Linked DNA regions of Homo sapiens: all the other regions are linked to region 1. The links are chromatin loops, found by intact Hi-C in ENCODE. Cell type or tissue: natural killer cell. All regions are shown on one strand. Each heading gives the region's core, and the rest is flanking DNA. Links, peaks and the distances in the headings are about the cores only.

Region 1 (5,650 bases), core at 1,521-4,020:
TGGTCCCTGCTTTGCCAAAAACTTCAATGACTTGCTTAACTTCTTTGAGTCTTTTTCCTTGGTTGTGACAAGATTATCCTTTTGAAGAAACAGTATCAAGAAAATCATGTTCGGGGTAGAAAAAAATTACAGTTAGGTGGTGCATGTATGTGACTGAAAATAAACAATCAAGTAATGAGTATTAATTTGCTTATAAGTCAGTTTTTAATGACGAATTTCTGATGCTTTGTTAGAGAGCCTGGAAATTCAAATACAAGTATTTCCCCTTCCTTCTAAAGGAGCCCATAGATGCAAACTCTGAAGGCTTATTTGATGCATAAGAAAATGTCTCTTATTTTCATAAGTTGTCCTAATTTATCTCCCTTTTTCTTCCTTTTCCGGGTAAAATAATATTTGCCAACTCTATTTTAGGGTTGGATAGGATTTATTTGCCTCATTATCTATATAACGTCTGATTAAATCATTTTGAGTCAAATTAAAACATTTTCTCAATGTGCTATCAAAGAAATTCTAAACATTACACATCAAGAGCTTACAGGAAATCACCATCTTTATGTTAGAAAAGAAACAGGAAGCACTGCTTATCTCTGGCACCTCAAGATTTCTGAAGGACTTACCTACTCTGCAGAGTTTCTACTGAGGCACCAAAATCATCAACTCATTTGTGGCACTTTCTAAGACTTAACCTAGTTCTTCACAATATCTCCGGCTTGGGAAGAATTTGCCCAAGAAAACATTTCTATTACAAAAGTTCAAACGCCAGGAAAAATGGGTAGATAGTAAAGCAATTTAACATCAAATAATAATAATTTGGTAGTGTTTTAAAATATTGCTTAATATGAATGGAAGGATCTGATACTGTGTATACAATAGGACCTCAATTGCTCACTGTAGGTGGTGGGTGCAGAACATAGTTTTACGTGCTTCTTTCTGCTTATCTCTGTTATCCATATTATATACAATAAACATGTATAACTTTTTAGATCAGAATAAGTTATAGAAAGTATTATTGAAAAGTATACTAAATTAAACCATAGGCCTTTGCAGACATTTCACATTGAGAATTATAGACTTGAAAAGAGGGCATCCCAAAGGACATGAGTCTAAACACTATAACTAAATAGAGGAATAAACCAAGTCCCAGAGAGGTAAAATGACTTGCTCATGTCTGGAAGTAAAGGTGGGTGGGGAGGTGGGGGAAGCCTGAATTAGAATCTCAAGTCAGAACTCTTTGAGTGTTATCCATATAGTTTCAATGACAGACATCCTTTAACATATGTGTGATATGCAGATAATTTAGTTGTCCAGATAAAAACTACTCTGAGATCTTCTCTAGGAGTTCACTGGGAGGAAACTGAAAATTTTCTTAAAAGCATGATCAAATGTCTAGTCCCACTTGACTTGAATAATATGCCCAAATGTAAGATAACAAACTTTGTCATTCCTGGCAACAACTAACCTCAAACACATCACACTGATTGGGCTGCTCTACAAGGTGGGCTTGAAGCCCAATATTTGCCCTCTCCTATAATGACCTAAACAAATCACCAGGTATCAAAAAAAAGGCTAAGCCCAGAGATAAAGGAGAAGTGCAGTGAGTAGACCCCTCCATGTAAAGGAAAAGAAAAATCATATTTTGACACTGCCAACAGGAGCCCCAGGTGAAATACTCTGCTCTCTGTATCCATAGGTTCTGCATCTGTGGATTCAATCAATGGCAAATGGAAAATATTTTTTTAAAAATGGATGGTTGTAGCTGTACTGAACTATGTACAGACTTTTTTTCTTGTCAATATTCTCTAAGCAATACACTATAACAACTATTTACATAGAATTTACATTGTATTAGGCATTATAAGTAATCTAGAGATGATTTAAAGTATGTGGGAGGATGTCCGTAGGTTATATGCAAACACTACATTATTTTATATCAGGAAATTGAGCATCCATGGATTTTGGTATCTGCGGGGGTCTTAGAACCAATCTCCATGAATAATGTACAATAACCATTTGAGAGAGGTTTTTTAAAAAATCCATTTTATAGATGAGTAACTGAGATTGAGAAGCTAGTCTATTTGTACAAGCTCATAGCTAGTAAATATGAATGCAGGTTATCTACCACCCAGACTATTGTTTTTCCCAATTTTTTCTACAGCTATGAATCCCTAGTTATAAGTTAACATAATACCCATTGCATAAAATAGATATAATAGAATGTGAAATAGGAAGTGTTGGATCAAATGGAAGGATACAGATGATTATCACAGACTATCAGACAGGAGGCTTAAAGTAGTCAATAATCAGATAGAGTCCGGGCGCAGTGGCTCACGCCTGTAATCCCAGCACTTTGGGAGGCAGAGCCTGGTGGATCACCTGAGGTCAGGAGTTGAGACCAGCCTGGCCAACATGGTGAAAACCTGCACTAAAATACAAAAATTCGCAGGGCGTGGTGATGGGCGCCTGTAATCCCAGATACTTGGGAGGCTGAGGCAGGAGAATTGCTTGAACCTGGGAGGTGGAGGTTGCAGTGAGCTGAGGTCATGCCACTGCACTCCAGGCTAGGTGACATGGCAAGACTCTGTCTCAAAAAAAAAAAAAAAATCAGAGACAGAGCTGGGATGCATGCCCTACCAAGGTCCCCTTTACTGGGCTATGGCATTCCTCTCCCAGCTGCTATGAGTATTGACTCTGACTGGCTCACAGCTGCTTTTTTATCTAGAGAATTGCCCTCAGCTGGGGACCAATGGGAACTAATGCAAACTGCCTCATCTAGGAGGCAACCCACAGACCACAGTTAACTCATATGGAGGTGTCAAAGGCAGACCGCTTGCCTCAAGGTGAGACACACTATGTGGTACAGTTCATATTCCACAGCTCCCCATGGCATCTGATTGAGGCCTGTCCCCAGCTGAGACCACATCTTTGCTTAGCTTCTTCCTTCTGCCCCATTTTGCTTCCCCCGTTCCCTTTCACCTGAGTGTGCTCCTTCAGTCAATCACTTAAATGAGAATTAGAGTTGCAGATTAAAGAAAAACAAATAAACACATGCAAGACACTCATTTAAATTTGAATTTCAGATACATAAAAAATAATATTTTAATATAAATGTGTCCTATGCAATATTAGGGACATACTCATACTAAATCCTTCAGTGTTTAATCAGAAATTCCAGTTTAATTGGGATATTATATCTTATCTGGCAACCCTAGTAGGAATTTATATCTCAGACTCTGCTTCTAGGGAATCCAACCCACAACAATGTCTCATTCAGATTAAATATATGAAAGGAACTACTTGTGGGAAATTGGATGGATTGTATAGAAGGATTTTTATTGGAAATAGCTATGGAGTTCCAACCACCTTTCCCCAAAGTGGAAGAGTGTGCTGTGCTATCTTCTGATCCTGAGCTAGAGAGAGGGGCTGTCACTGGATCACTCAAAGTGCTTCATATCTATCCTAGCAGCTGGGGCCACGGTGGAACAATTTACCTGGGAGTTCTAACACAGCTTGAGGCAAGAGGGTTTAGGGTACAGTGGGGAAAAATTGCATTCTCCCTGATGGCAGTTAAGGAGTGTGAATTTCAGAGACTAGATGAGGAATTCATGGGAGGAATGGGACCTGGAGTCATTTTTAAAGCGATTATTTCCTAGAGGATGACCTGTTAGGGAAGGGGACCCCAATAGTTTACAAACCTGACTGAGGGGGTTTCAGGAGTAGTCAGTCAAAGGAAAAGTACAGCCTAGGGCAAGGGTTAAAAATTTTTTCTGTAAAGGCTCAGAGAATAAATATTTTAATCTCTGTAGGCCACAGAGTCTCTGTTGCAATTATTCAGCTCAGTCATCGTCACACAAAAGCAAGCATAGACAGTATGTCAGAGGATGGGCATGGCTATGTTCCAATGAAACTTTATTTATAAAAACAGGCACTAGGTGGGATTTGGTCGGCCTGCAATAGTATGCCAAATCCTGACCCTGGACCAAGTAGAGTCAATTAGAGGGGATCAGCAGGGGAAACTACAAAGAAGCTGTGAATTTGCCTAGGAGCAAGTTTTCTTTAAATGTCTAACCATTTTATGTTCATATCAGTCAAGCAAAATTATTTCTGCTCACCTTTCATTTCTTTTCTCCCCAGACTCCAGCTTTGGAAGAGTCAGACACTGAGATTAGTAAAGCAAGGAAGAGTGAGCAAAGAAGACTAAGTTAAATTTGGAGTTTTGTTAAAGGGATTAGATAATTCTAACTATTTTAAATTATTTTTAAAATTATTAAATTATTAAAATTATTTTTAATTATTTTTAAAATTATTAAATTATTAAAATTACTTAATAATTTTTAATTATTTTAATTATTGAAATGAGGTTGTAATATAAGGTAACTGCAGAATTTTCTATTAATTGTGTGACCAGAAAAGGCACAATATTCAGTCAGTTTTTATCTAGTCACTGGGAAAGAATGTCCTCCCCAGAATAAATTTTAAAGGGACAGCAAGAGACAAAAATAAAAATGAGGCTGGTCACAGTGGCTCACACCTGTAATCCTAGCACTTTAGGAGGCTGAGGTGGGCAGATCACCTGAGGTCAGGAGTTCCGAGACCAGCCTGGCCAACATGGTGAAACCCTGTCTCTACTAAAAATACAAAAATTAGCCGGGCATGGTGGCAGGTGCCTGTACTCTCAGCTATTCGGGAGGCTGAGGCAGAAGAATCGCTCAAAACTGGGAGGTAGAGGTTGTAGTGAGCCAAGAGCGCACCACTACACTCCAGGCTGGGTGACAGTAGAGAAACCCTGTCTCAAATAAATAAATACATAAATAAAAATAAAATAAAGGTGCTTTCTTATTACATTTAATTTGTCCTGCTTGTCTGAGGTACTTCTTACATTTATATTTGTAGGTCCTTGCCCAGAATTGAACCTAAAAATATTCCCAATATTGAGAAGTTTCCAAAGCAGGCACACAAAGTGGTTCTTGAGGGAAAAGGTTGGTTTTGAATTCCAGTGAGGCCTGGAGAACACAAAGCTATGCGAATCGCAGGTGAGTCAAAGCATTCCTGTCCCCTTAAGTCTTCACCCTCCTCTCTGTTCCCATGAGGAGTTGGACAGGGGAGGACGCCAGGAGCAAGAACGAGTGTGAGGGGCACTTGGAGAGTGAGAAGAGGGGAAGAGGCTGACCACACTCATTTCCCTGAAGGCAGTAGTGGGCTGGTGGGTGGGGTTAGAAACCTCATCTTTGTTCAAATGTGACTTGATAGTCCACACTTTAATCTCTCAATTAAAACTGTTTGTGACTTACGATGACTATAGGACTTTCCAGTATGTAAGAATTAACAGAAAAGTCATGTGACTGCCTTACTTTGCATCCAGAGGCGGAAAAAGGCTATTCTCCTGGAACAAGACTGAGAGACGAAAGCAAAGTTGTCTCTCTCTTCACAACCCATGAGCCCCACATGTTTAATACACTGGGTAAACAGATAAATGTGAAATGGGGCCGGGCTCTGGGAGCCCTGTGTCAGGGGCCTTCCCTCACTCTGCAGTGCCCTGCTCCCCAAGACCTCCCTAGGAAACCCAGGGTGTCAGGAGGCACAGTTTGCCAATCACTGCGGCATATCTAGCTCTCCCTTAATTCGGAGGCCTGCAGAAAACAGCTTAAAACTG
Region 2 (5,650 bases), core at 2,055-4,554, 64 kb before region 1:
GAATAAACGGGAATAAGGGAACACTTTTTTCCTGTGCTGTGAGGCATCAGTCTGTAGGACACAGTTTAAACAGAGGAGACTCCAGGCCCATAACATATGTAAATGCCTGTGCCAAGGGAGTAAGACCTGATGGAAAACTTTCCTGGAGTGTGGGGCTGCCCCAGCATGGGTCCAAAGGAGGCATTTCCCTACAAGTTTGCTAACTTGGGAAAACTCCCAGCTAAGGGAACCCAAATCAAGTTTGTCTCTTCTGGAATGATACTGGTTTGCGTTCTGTTCAGAGGCCTGCCACCCCAAATTATTGAGATCGTGGAGGGCATTCGATGGCCTGTTTTATCGTGTAGGCTCCATATTAATAACAAGAGGAAGGTGGGTGTGTCCTAGCATCCAAACAAATTATCATTTGTTATTAAATTAGCTAATATTAAAATAAAATTTTAATAAGAATAAATTACTATTATATTATTACTAGTGCTTATTACTATTAAAGCTGCTTTTTATTCTTATTTATTTTTTCTTATACATGTTTTTCAAGTTTCTATGTAATGCTTACATAATAAAATGAAATATTAATGCAAGTTACTTATAAGACATTTAGAAAATGCAGGCAAGTAAAAGGAAGAACATTGAAATTATTTGGAATCCTGCTGCTTGGAGATAAGCATGGCAAACATTTTAGGATCAGATCTTCCAGATCAGGGAGGATTCCTTAAATTCTTTAAACAAAAATGGTCTTATGCTCCACGTACTATAGTCACCCTGTTCTTTTGCTTATAAAAAAATACTGTGAGCATTTTCTTATACTAATAATGTTCTTCATATGTAACATATCAAAAACTGCATATCTAAGGCTTTTCATGCATATTAACTAGTTAGAAAAGTTGAATGTGTCCACACTCTGATCAGTGGTGTAATCCAGTGCCCAGTCCCTCCCTCACTCTCATGTCAGCCTTCCCAACATCAGCAACTATAATAATTGGAAAATCTTGGTCAGTAATGGTATCTAATTATTGTTTTAACTGGTATTTTGTTAATGACTAATAAGATTGGTCATTTTTCCCCAAAAGGTTTATTGAGCAATTGCCTTTGCCAGGATTGCTTCAAGATTCTATAGCAGTAGAGTAGTGAGAGTGGCATCTATGTGGTGGAATGAGTTTTTATATGTAAATGTTTAATATTCAAGTTGTACTATCTCTAAGCTCAGTCTCTTTTAACACATGTATACTCACTAAATCTGCCTTCTTATTCATTAACACATTTACTGATGGTCTACTCTATGGCAAGCCTTGTTCTGGGTGCTGGTAATATAACCAAACAAAATTGACAAAGTGTCTGGTGCATACATTCTAACGGGGAGAGACAAACAACAACAAAGAAAGAAAGAAAAAACAAGGTGAGATATTGCTGTAGTGGAACACAGAACAGAGTATGGGGGTTACAGAGTGTCGGAGTGGGAAGGAGGTGCTGTATATTACTGGGGGATCAAGGAAGACCTCTCTGATGAGATGATATTTGGGCAGAGACCCAGATGAAGCAAAGAATGAGTGGACCATGCAGATGTCTGGAGAAGACCATTCCAGATAGAAGGACCAGAAAGTGCAAAGTCCCTGAGGCAGTAAAGTAGTTGTTTTGATGGGGGAGTGGCTAGAGCAAAATGAGAGGTCTTAGAGACAACAATGCAAGATGAGATCAGAGAAATTGAGGGGTAGTGGAGGGCTGTTCACATAGAATCTTGTAGGCCGTATCCAGGGAGGACTTCAGATGTATTCTGAAGGAGCCCAGAGAGGAGACAAGGAGACCAGTAGGAAGCTACTGCAATGGTCCAGAGAGCAGTCAATAGTGTACATAGATATAAGCCATTTCTCCTTTATAAGCCTGCCCTTCTCTGTCAAGCTGAAGCCATTGCCCACCTCTGGTGCCACCCAATCCCTCTCCTCCTGTGGCCAGATCATGGGTAGATATGAAAGAGGTGGAGTGGGTGCCTCCTATGAGGTCTGTTGGGTGCTAAGAGTCAGTGTGACAGATAACCAAAATATCTAAGAGTGACAAGGCAGGATTAGTGGGTGTCACCCTCAGAAGTCAATTTGACAATCTTGGTCTAGCACTTATGGGTCGAGAAGAACATGCTGGTAATACTAAAGAAAAAGCAAAACAGAGGCACCATAGACTTCAGTAAGAAGCCTAAAAAAGAAGTGGCAGACACAAACATGTAGTGTGTACCAAATCACTTCATATTTAATCTCTGTGATGAAGTACCTGGAAATCTGTAAATGACAGCAAGAAGCAGCTTGACAGGCTGCTGTGTGTTCTACTTGGCAGTTACAAACTAAGTGGAAGGTTTTCTCAAATCTGAGATGTCACTTTTGAATACAAAAGTAAGCAAAGCGGGTTCAAAGTCCAAAGTCCAGGCCTCTATCTTATCCATAAACCAAATCAAAGAGCTATTAAACAAGAAGGGCAGAGAGAATAAATGGCACCATTTATTTAGCACTTTATTGTTCTAGAGTGTAAACTTCATGAGGCTAATGATATTTTACTCACTCCTATGCCCCCAATTTGGGAAACTGTGTGTGCAACACAGTAGGTACTCAATGAACAGTCTTTATATGGATGAATTTTAAATTCCTTTGGGTTATATGTATATTCTTGTAAGCCTAGTGAGGATGAGATTACATTTTATTTCTTCCCATCTTTTTCTCCTCTCCTTATTTCTCTTCCATGTTACTGTAACAGATGCCATCAGCGACCTGCCCGTATCGCCTTGCCCCACCGAGAAGTCAGGCCACAGACAGTTCCTGTATATAGCAGTGCTTCTTTTGGCTTCTGTCTGTAGGTGTTTTCTCACCACAGAAGAGTGCTCAGCCCTCTGGAAGTTCTCTAAAGAGTTAGATCTCCCAGGGGTGATCATCTATCAATGAAGGATGGGAATTGGTAAACAACTATTCCAGATTCCTTGCTTCTCAGTGGAATAATTCTGAGGTGCATTCTACAGTTTCTCAGAAGGAATCGAGCCCTAGTTATTTGCAATGGTTTCTCACTCATTAATGCATCTTTATGGCTTTACTACTTTCCGTATCTGAGGTCATCACTTTATCACTATTTCCTGGGACCACTTCCTAAATAAACTATATACACCCAAATCCTTATATCAGGGGCTGCTTTGGGGGAAACCAAACTAAGACAATTACCTACAATGCTTAGAAAAGCTGTCCATAGGCGGTTCTTGTGATGATTGAGGGAGATAATGCAAATCAAACATTTAGCACAGTGCTCAGGGAGTAAATGCTCAGCTCTCAGCCACCATTGCTGCTGTTGGGGGTGCCCATTAAGTATTTATGCATGATTAATTTTGGGGGAGGAATTTTGAGGAGGAATCAAAACAAAGACCAATGGGTAACCACAATAACAACAATAATGGTGGCAATTTATGAGGAAAGACAGAGGCAAAGATCGATGACAAAGCTAGGAAAAATGGTGTCTATACTAGGTGTTAATCTGAGTGGCACCAATAGCATAAGAAGGAAGACTTCACCCTGGGCACCAATGAGTAGAGCTTCCTGTATTTTCAACAGAATTGATGAAAGCCTCATAGCTAGCTAGAGTATAAAGATATTTACATTCAAATGGCAAGGGCTCTATTAATACAATCCTGGAGAGAAGGGTCAAAAATTTGACTCCCTTTGAAGGAACAGAAAGATTCCATAGGTCTCATTAAAGTGGAGCAAGGTGGTCCAGTCTCAGGTAAGTGTAGATGGAGAACAGGAAAGCAAAGGGAGCTAGAATGCTGAGGTTGAGAAAATCAGAAAAAGGTGAACTGCAGAGCTCTGCACCCAGAAAGAAGCATTTAAATCTTTGCCTTTTTGATATTGTATATTAAATGCTGTGTGAGTGACACTTGTGCTAACTGTATCTGAAAGAGGTCAGAGCTCATAGGGGAATTTTGCCATTAACTCTAAGCAGTGGCAGACCATTGGGATTATACTATAATGTCAACAAAGGTAAATGGTGCTAGTAATTTTTTTCAGGACTGAGGCTTGTGCCTGACAGTGTTTGATTCTGTAGAATGCTCAAAATTGGAAGTCTCTTTGAGGCACAGATAGTGTCCTATTCACTTTTAGATTTCCAGTGTCTCTCATTGTGCCTAGCATGGAGTAGGTGGTCAGTAAACATACGTAGAAGAAGGGAAAAGAAAAACAAAATCAGTGACATCGAGGTAGGAATGGAGAGAGAAGAAGAAATTAGTAAGTCCTCAATAAATGCCATAGTCTATCGCTTCTCGGTCTTTTGGCTAAGATCAAGTGTAATGCCACAGTCTGGGTTGGGTGAGCAGGTACCAGTGGTACCAGGTTGGCTGCTTTTTCCTCCACTCTGCTGGTTGGGGCAAAAATAGACCAGAGGTTCTCACTGATGTGGTTTCTTGTTAAACCACCACTATGATATACAGCTCATCCTGACCTGGTGAAGTTATGTCTTCTCACCTACTTTTTATGAAAGATGGGATTCCACAATTGGAGAGAGGATGTGAAGTAGGACAGGAAAGGAAATGTACATACTCTTGTCCATATGGAAAGGAGGCCTATGGCCAAATTAATCAATAAAACATTTAGGTGTGGAGCCCAGGCTCGAAGGGGCATCCGGAAAACAGGACTATGTGAGAGTTTGGATTCATTCTGACTCCTACGAGGAGACATTCTCCTACTCACTTTGGTCCCTTGGATTCCAAGTGTGTCTTACGGGTAATTACAGCTCATAAAGTGAGTCTCTTGTTTTATCAGTGAGATACTGTTGGTGAAAGTGCAGATACCTAACATGTTAATAAAGTTACCATCACATTTTATTTCTTGAATTTAACTCAATGCCTGAAGCCCATATGAGTTATACTTTGATTCCTGTCATGACCAATCACCTTATGATATTTGACCAAAAGCATGTATATTTTCCCCCATTTTGTTAGTTTTATTTATTTACTTTTTATTTCAATAGTTTTTTGGGGTACAGGTGGTTTTTGGTTACATGGATAAGTTCTTTAGTGGTGATTTCTGAGATTTTAGTGCACCTGTCACCTGAGCACTGTACACTGTACCCAATATATCATCCAAAAGCACAATATATCTCTTGATTGGTGTCCCATCTGAACCAGTGAGCAGAAGGAGAAGAGTGGTTCCTGGACTTTCTTGATGTCTACAAAAGTTCATGAGCAAAAACAGAAACAAAAACCCAGTGATGTCAAGCTCATGTTCTCCCAGTATCAAGGGTGTGGGCTGTGGTGATCACTTCTTCTCTGGGCTTCAGTGTCTTCCTCTTGAAATGAGGTGCTTAGATTATGTAATGTTTGAGGTTCCATCTCAATCTGTTATTCTATGATTCCGATTATATACCAAAATTAGGAGAAAAGTTAGGTGTCAGGTGCTATGGGAGATTGCATTGTTAAGGCTTTTGCCCCAGCTACCTTGCAGAGGAGAGGTTTCAGAAAGTTTTGCATTGTGTCTTTCTGAATCATTCTACTTTTAGTACCTGTGGTAACTGAGTAATTCAATGATTTGTCAATTAACTTTGCTTATGCCCCTTCAGCTGTAAAATCATTTTAATTTCTTTTTAAATTTTGTGTTCATAGGATCAAGAACAATACATTTAGAAAGGCTTACTTACT
Region 3 (5,650 bases), core at 2,055-4,554, 350 kb after region 1:
AAATTCTGTAGATGTCAAAAATATGAGAAGTATTACCTTGTACTTGATATAAGTGGACCAAACAAAATTGTGCCCAAATAAAACTATTGATACCCAAGTTAACATTCTCCCCGACAATCCTCTGTTCTATTTTTGCATTTTTTCTTTTTTTTTGAGACAGAGTCTCGCTCTGTTGCCCAGGCTGGAGTGCAGTGGCGTGATCTCAGCTCACTGCAAGCTCCGCTTCCTGGGTTTGTGCCATTCTTCTGCCTCAGTCTCCTAAGTAGCTGGGACTACAGGCGCCCACCACCATGTCCGGCTAATTTTTTTGTATTTTTAGTAGAGATGGGGTTTCACTGTGTTAGCCAGGATGGTCTCGATCTCCTGACCTTGTGATCTGCCTGCCTCAGCCTCCCAAAGTGCTGGGATTACAGGCGTGAGCCACTGCGCCCAGCCTATTTTTGCATTTTTAAGTAAGAAGATTGAAGGAAAAAATTGCTAAGAATGTGGTGTTTACCATCCTGCATTGTGTTTTGCTAAAGAACTGTTACTGGGAGATTCTTACAGATCAAAAGATATGTTAATTACCTAAACATGACTAATTGGAATGTAGAGTATCACATGTTTATGCTGCAGAGTAAGGAACCTTGCTTGACTGATTCATTATTGTATACACAATCCCTGGTGTGGTGATTGGTACATAATAGGTACATACGTATTTGTTTACAGTGTATCTGTAACTATCAAATACTAAAACTCTTTTAAATATACGTGTCATTTGTTAAACAGTTAAAACAATTTTATTGCATATTTACCATATGCTAGGAGTTAGAGGGAATTACAAAGATGAGTTAGACGTGGTCTCTGACCTCATTAAAGTTAACTTTTACTTGCAGTAGTTCTCAGTCTAGCTGCATATTATAATTATTTGGGGAGCCTTAAAAAATATCAATGCCTGGCTTTTACCCCAGCATTTCTGATTTAACTGGTCTGGGGTGGGGCCCAAGCATTAAGAATTTTGTACAGCCCTCTCAGGTGGTTCTTGGGTACAGCCAGGGTTGAGAGCTTCTGGTACCAAAATCTGTCTTAGTCTACTCAGGCTGCCATAACAAAATCCCATAGACTGACTTGAGTGACCCACACAACATAGACTGGGTGGCTTAAAAAATGTACATTAATTTTTTTTACTATTCTGGAGGCTAGGAAGTTCAAGACCAAGATTCAAGGAGATCTGGTTGCTGACAAGGACTCTCTTCCTGACTTGCAGATGGCTGCCTTCTCCCTGTGTGTTTACATGGCAGTGAGCGGGGAGGGATGGGGGAAGAGGAGGTTGAGGGAGGAGGAGGAGAGAACGAGAAGGAGAGAGAGCCCTCTGCTTCTTATGAGGCCACTAATCCTATCGAATTAAGGCCTCACCTTTATGACCGCATTTGACCTTAATTACCTCCCAAAAGCACTGTCTCCACATACAGTCACATTGAGGGTTAGGGATTCAACATATGAATTTGGAGAATGGTAAACACAATTCAACTCATGCCAACCACTGATCTAGCAGGAGAAGATTGGATATATAGTGTGATGTGATGTGTTTAAGTCCAGGTGTGATTATAGCAACAGAACGAGTGCAGGCAAAATCTTGGGGTTAGAGGAAGGAGAAATCACTTTTTAGTGCTGGAGGTCAGGAAGAACTTTGGGATGGAGAAATGTTGAATTGAGTTTTAAATAAGTAAACTTTGATAACAAAAAATAAGAGGTTGAAGATGGAAAATAAAGACTGAGATTGAACTAGAGTTTGGCTTTACCTGTTACTTGCCGGGTAATGCTGCAAGATTGCTTTGAGCTTTCTGAGTCTTAATTTCTTTGTATCTGCTTCTAAATGAGATGATGTTTGTAAACCAGTTCCATCCACCACCCTTTTCTTCTTTCTGTAAATATTTATCGTGTTGCTTCTGTGTACTATATAACTATAAGCCGATTTTTCAGGTAAGAAGGGTAACATAACCACTAGGTTGGCAAAATGAAGGTTTACATTGTAGGAAATTTAAGTTGGAATTGAGCTGCTGGTGGGACTTAGAAACCACCAGTAGATAGTTGAAAATGTGGAAAGTTGGAGATGGAGATGAGCACTGAGAACTCAGTATCATAAACACTATCTTTAAAGGTGGAACCTTGTGGGATTGCCCCAGGAGGATTAAGTACAGATATTACCTTGGAAGTGTGTATAGTTCTAGTATTGTTACCATTGTTCAGGATATTTTTGAAACTCCTTTAAGATTTCCCTTTGGATTCTTCAGTACACTCGTCTTAATATCCTCATTTTGGCAAATCTTTGTTCTGAAAGTTAATTTGAATTTCAGCCAAGGTTTAACCAGAGACAGTCTGGTGAAGGTGATAGACGATCATCCTGGGAAATGCTGCCTCTTCCCTTGTCTCAGTTTGTTTTATGTTGCTATAAATGAATACCTTAGGATGAGTAATTTATAAAGAAAGAAGTGTATTTAGCTCACAGTTCTGCAAGCTATACAGGAAGCATGGCATCTGCTTGGCTTCTGATGAGAACATTTATGCTGTGTCAGAACATGGCAGAGAAGATCAAAGGGGAAGCGGGCATGTGTGAAGAGGGACCAAACGTGAGAGGTGTCCTGACTTTTACAACAATCCAGTCTCTTGGGAACTAGTCATTTTCTCTGAGAACCAGCCCACTCTGAAGAACTAGTCCACTCCAGCAAGAGCAGGAATTCATTACTGCTAGAAGGGCACAAAGCTGTTCATGAGACATCTGCCCTCGTGTCCCAAACACATCCCATTAGGGACCACCTCCTTACACTGCCACACTGGGGATCAGATTTCAACATGAGATTTGGTGGGGACAAACCATATCCAAACCATATTGCTCCCACCCCAAAAAAGTTATATTATGGAACTGGTTTTCATGTTTACTTCAGATTAGCTCTGAAGCCATACCAAGAAAGATGATGTGATTTGAGCAAAGGCTGAGTCTTTGAAATAAGTGAAAAACCCTTCAATATAAAAATAATTCTCCTATTCCATTATCAAAGTATTATATTTTCTTTATAGGAATTCTATGAAATATTGTAAGATAAAAGAAGAACCAGTAGTAACATGGTGGAGAGAGGCTTGAGGAACATTCATAGGATTGAGAATATTACACAATCTTCTAGATTTATATGAGGAAAAAAAGTAAATCAGGCAATGTATTGCTAAGAAGGCCACAGGTATGCTGTCATTTATTACTTTCTCAAATGTCTGCTCCTGTCCCATAACACTGCTGATTTTCTGCCGGATATCAGTGGGAAATTGTGCTTGTAGGCGCAAAGACAGTCTTGAAGTTTTACCAAATAAAGTAAATGTGAAACTTGTTCATTTAAGAAATTATGGCCACAATGGCGGTTGTAACACAGTTCTAAAATTGGCATGTCTTATTGCATAAGTTAATTTCCTGCTTTGGTATACTTTTAAATATGTTGTCCCTTTCTGGCCTCCTCTTGGTTAAAGCAGTGTGGGTGGAAGAGGAACTTTTCACACCTAGCAATCTGCAGAATCTGAGGTCCAAGAAATAGGTGCTATTGGGAAATGGGCACATCTAGTGTGAACAAGGTGGTTAATTAACAGTGAAAGCTGATAGGACAGAGAAGCTCAGATGAAGCATACTATTGTGGGATATGGGTGTTACTTGACCCAGAAGCTAAGCAGAAATAGGCACATCTACCTCACTGATGTACTTTCCGTATTTTGTAAGCGTTTGAGCTTATACAAAATTAGATTGTTAGTGGCTGACCTAATATTTGATGTTTATTCTCTTTGAATGTGTTTTTCAGCCAGCTGACAAATTGCTCCCCTTGCTTTTAAAAATATTTTTTTCCCGTGGTAGGAAGCAGAATCAGAATTCCCTTTGATTTTACTTTCTGATAAAAAATTGAGAACTGAATTTTCAAATTTTGCTGGTTCAAATGGTGCTTCTGAAACACAAACTTACTGTCTAAAGGTTGTTTCCCTGCTTCAGCATAACTGTGGAAGCTCATTTAGCCTTGTTTGCTTAAGTCTCCTAAGGCCCCCACTCCATGTGCATGGTGGTGTCATTGAAGGTTTAGAGCCTGGGTTACATGATCTTGGCATTGGCACTTTATTAGAAGCTTGGGTCATTTCACCTCTGTGAGCCTCCACTTCTTTATCTGCAAAATGAAATCAAAATACTTACCTGAGAGAACTGTTATGAAGACTGTATGTATTCATTGCCCTCATCTTCAGGTTTCACAGACAGGCAGGCTGGAGCATTGCGGGGAAGAAAACATCTCTCCTACTCTTGATTTCCCTTTTTGTTTTTGTTTTGTCAGTTCTAGTATGGCTTGAAGGAAAGAAGGTGAATTTTCCTATTTTAAGATGTCTCTTCGTCTACCCTTCCTCATTTTACTCTGTCGTTATAGCAAGAAGGTATGAACAAACTGGCAAGAGGAATATCTGGTCATGAGCATACATATCTTTGTGCTGTTGAGAAAAACTGGAGTCTGCCTAGATTCCTGGTGTGAAGCACTTAGTGAGAACTAACAATTGAGAACGCTGGTCTCATTGTATTGTATATCATGCCTTCTTCCCGGGGCTCTGCCTTTTGAGACTCTTCATAGCTAGTAAAGAAGAGGGACCAGTCGGACGTGGCAGCTCACTCCTGTAATCCCAGCATTGGGGAGGCTGAAGTGGGTGGATCGCTTGAGTCCAGGAGTTTGAGACCAGCCTGGGAAACATAGTGAGATCCCATCTCTATAAAGTACACATAAAAAAATTAGCTTGATGTGGTGGTGTGTGCCTGTGTTTCCAACTACTTGGGAGGCTGAGATAGGAGGATCACTTAAACCTGGGAGGTAGAAGCTGCAGTGAGCTGTGATCACGCCATTGCGCCCTATCCTGGGTGACAGAATAGTATTCTGTCTCAAAAAACAAAAACCAAAACCAAAAAACCCCCCAAAAAACTCCCCCCAAAAAGCTAAACAAACAAAGAAGAGGGATCCAAATATAGAAACTATTGCTAATGAGAACACTGTTGCAAGTTTATTACAAGCATTTTTCATGTTTTTCCTACAGAGTAAACAGTAGCACCAAACTGTCTTCAGGAGCAAGTAAGTGTTAACTAGTAAATTTTTTAAAAAATGGCATTACCTAAGTAAGTATCAAATTAGTTAAATTAGAATGTTTTCATTATTGAAAGGGCATAACTTGCCCTTCATATATCACATTCTTTGCTATTAAAGACTCTGTAATATTCTTATTTGCTTCACTGTTGTCTTTGTGGATTCATAGCAAGTGCTGTTGTCAGTAGCCTTATAATCTAGCACTGCCATATTGCAAGAACACATGAGCCCCAAAGCAAAATATGAGCTAACAAATTCAGCCAGTGAAAAAGGTGAAAATTGACTTCCAGGTGATGATAGAATGTTGAGAAGTTAGAGCTTTGGAAATTTTCCCTGATGGTGTTATCCTGATTCTTTAATTCAGTATAAATTTATGTGACTATACAGTAGCAAACTTTCAAAATTTAATTTTTAGTTTTGCAACCTCTGTACAAATGTATAACATATATACACCAGATTGAGATTAAGAGAATCACTTTGTAATATTGTGAATCAAAATTGCCATTTCTATAATATTTGTAATGTTG

What was found. A loop is a pair of places that touch in the nucleus more often than their neighbours do. Peaks named below come from ENCODE experiments on the same cell type or tissue, not always from the same donor. Only the 100,000 strongest peaks of a DNase experiment are listed, where the experiment ranks them.
Region 2: a loop joins it to region 1, with 2.6 times the contacts of the local background. A loop is called at or near these places in 1 of 110 quality-filtered maps.
Region 3: it touches region 1 in a loop (2.9-fold over the local background); 1 of 110 quality-filtered maps calls a loop at or near these places.

What each region holds. Positions count from the first base shown.
Region 1 is chr3:27,903,058-27,908,707 of GRCh38, forward strand. No RefSeq gene overlaps it. Among named protein-coding and RNA genes, the nearest start is that of LINC01981, 72 kb to the left of the region's middle. In natural killer cell, for the core only: no CTCF peak of the experiment used is centred there; a DNase peak (open chromatin) is centred at 2,804.
Region 2 is chr3:27,838,995-27,844,644 of GRCh38, forward strand. The region is part of intron 3 of LINC01980 (long intergenic non-protein coding RNA 1980); the gene reads left to right. Among named protein-coding and RNA genes, the nearest start is that of LINC01981, 7.7 kb to the left of the region's middle. In natural killer cell, for the core only: no CTCF peak of the experiment used is centred there; no DNase peak of the experiment used is centred there; H3K27ac peaks cover 200 bases.
Region 3 is chr3:28,248,655-28,254,304 of GRCh38, forward strand. All of the region lies in intron 1 of CMC1 (C-X9-C motif containing 1), which reads left to right. Among named protein-coding and RNA genes, the nearest start is that of CMC1, 9.9 kb to the left of the region's middle. In natural killer cell, for the core only: no CTCF peak of the experiment used is centred there; DNase peaks (open chromatin) are centred at 2,557 and 3,577; H3K27ac peaks cover 1,965 bases.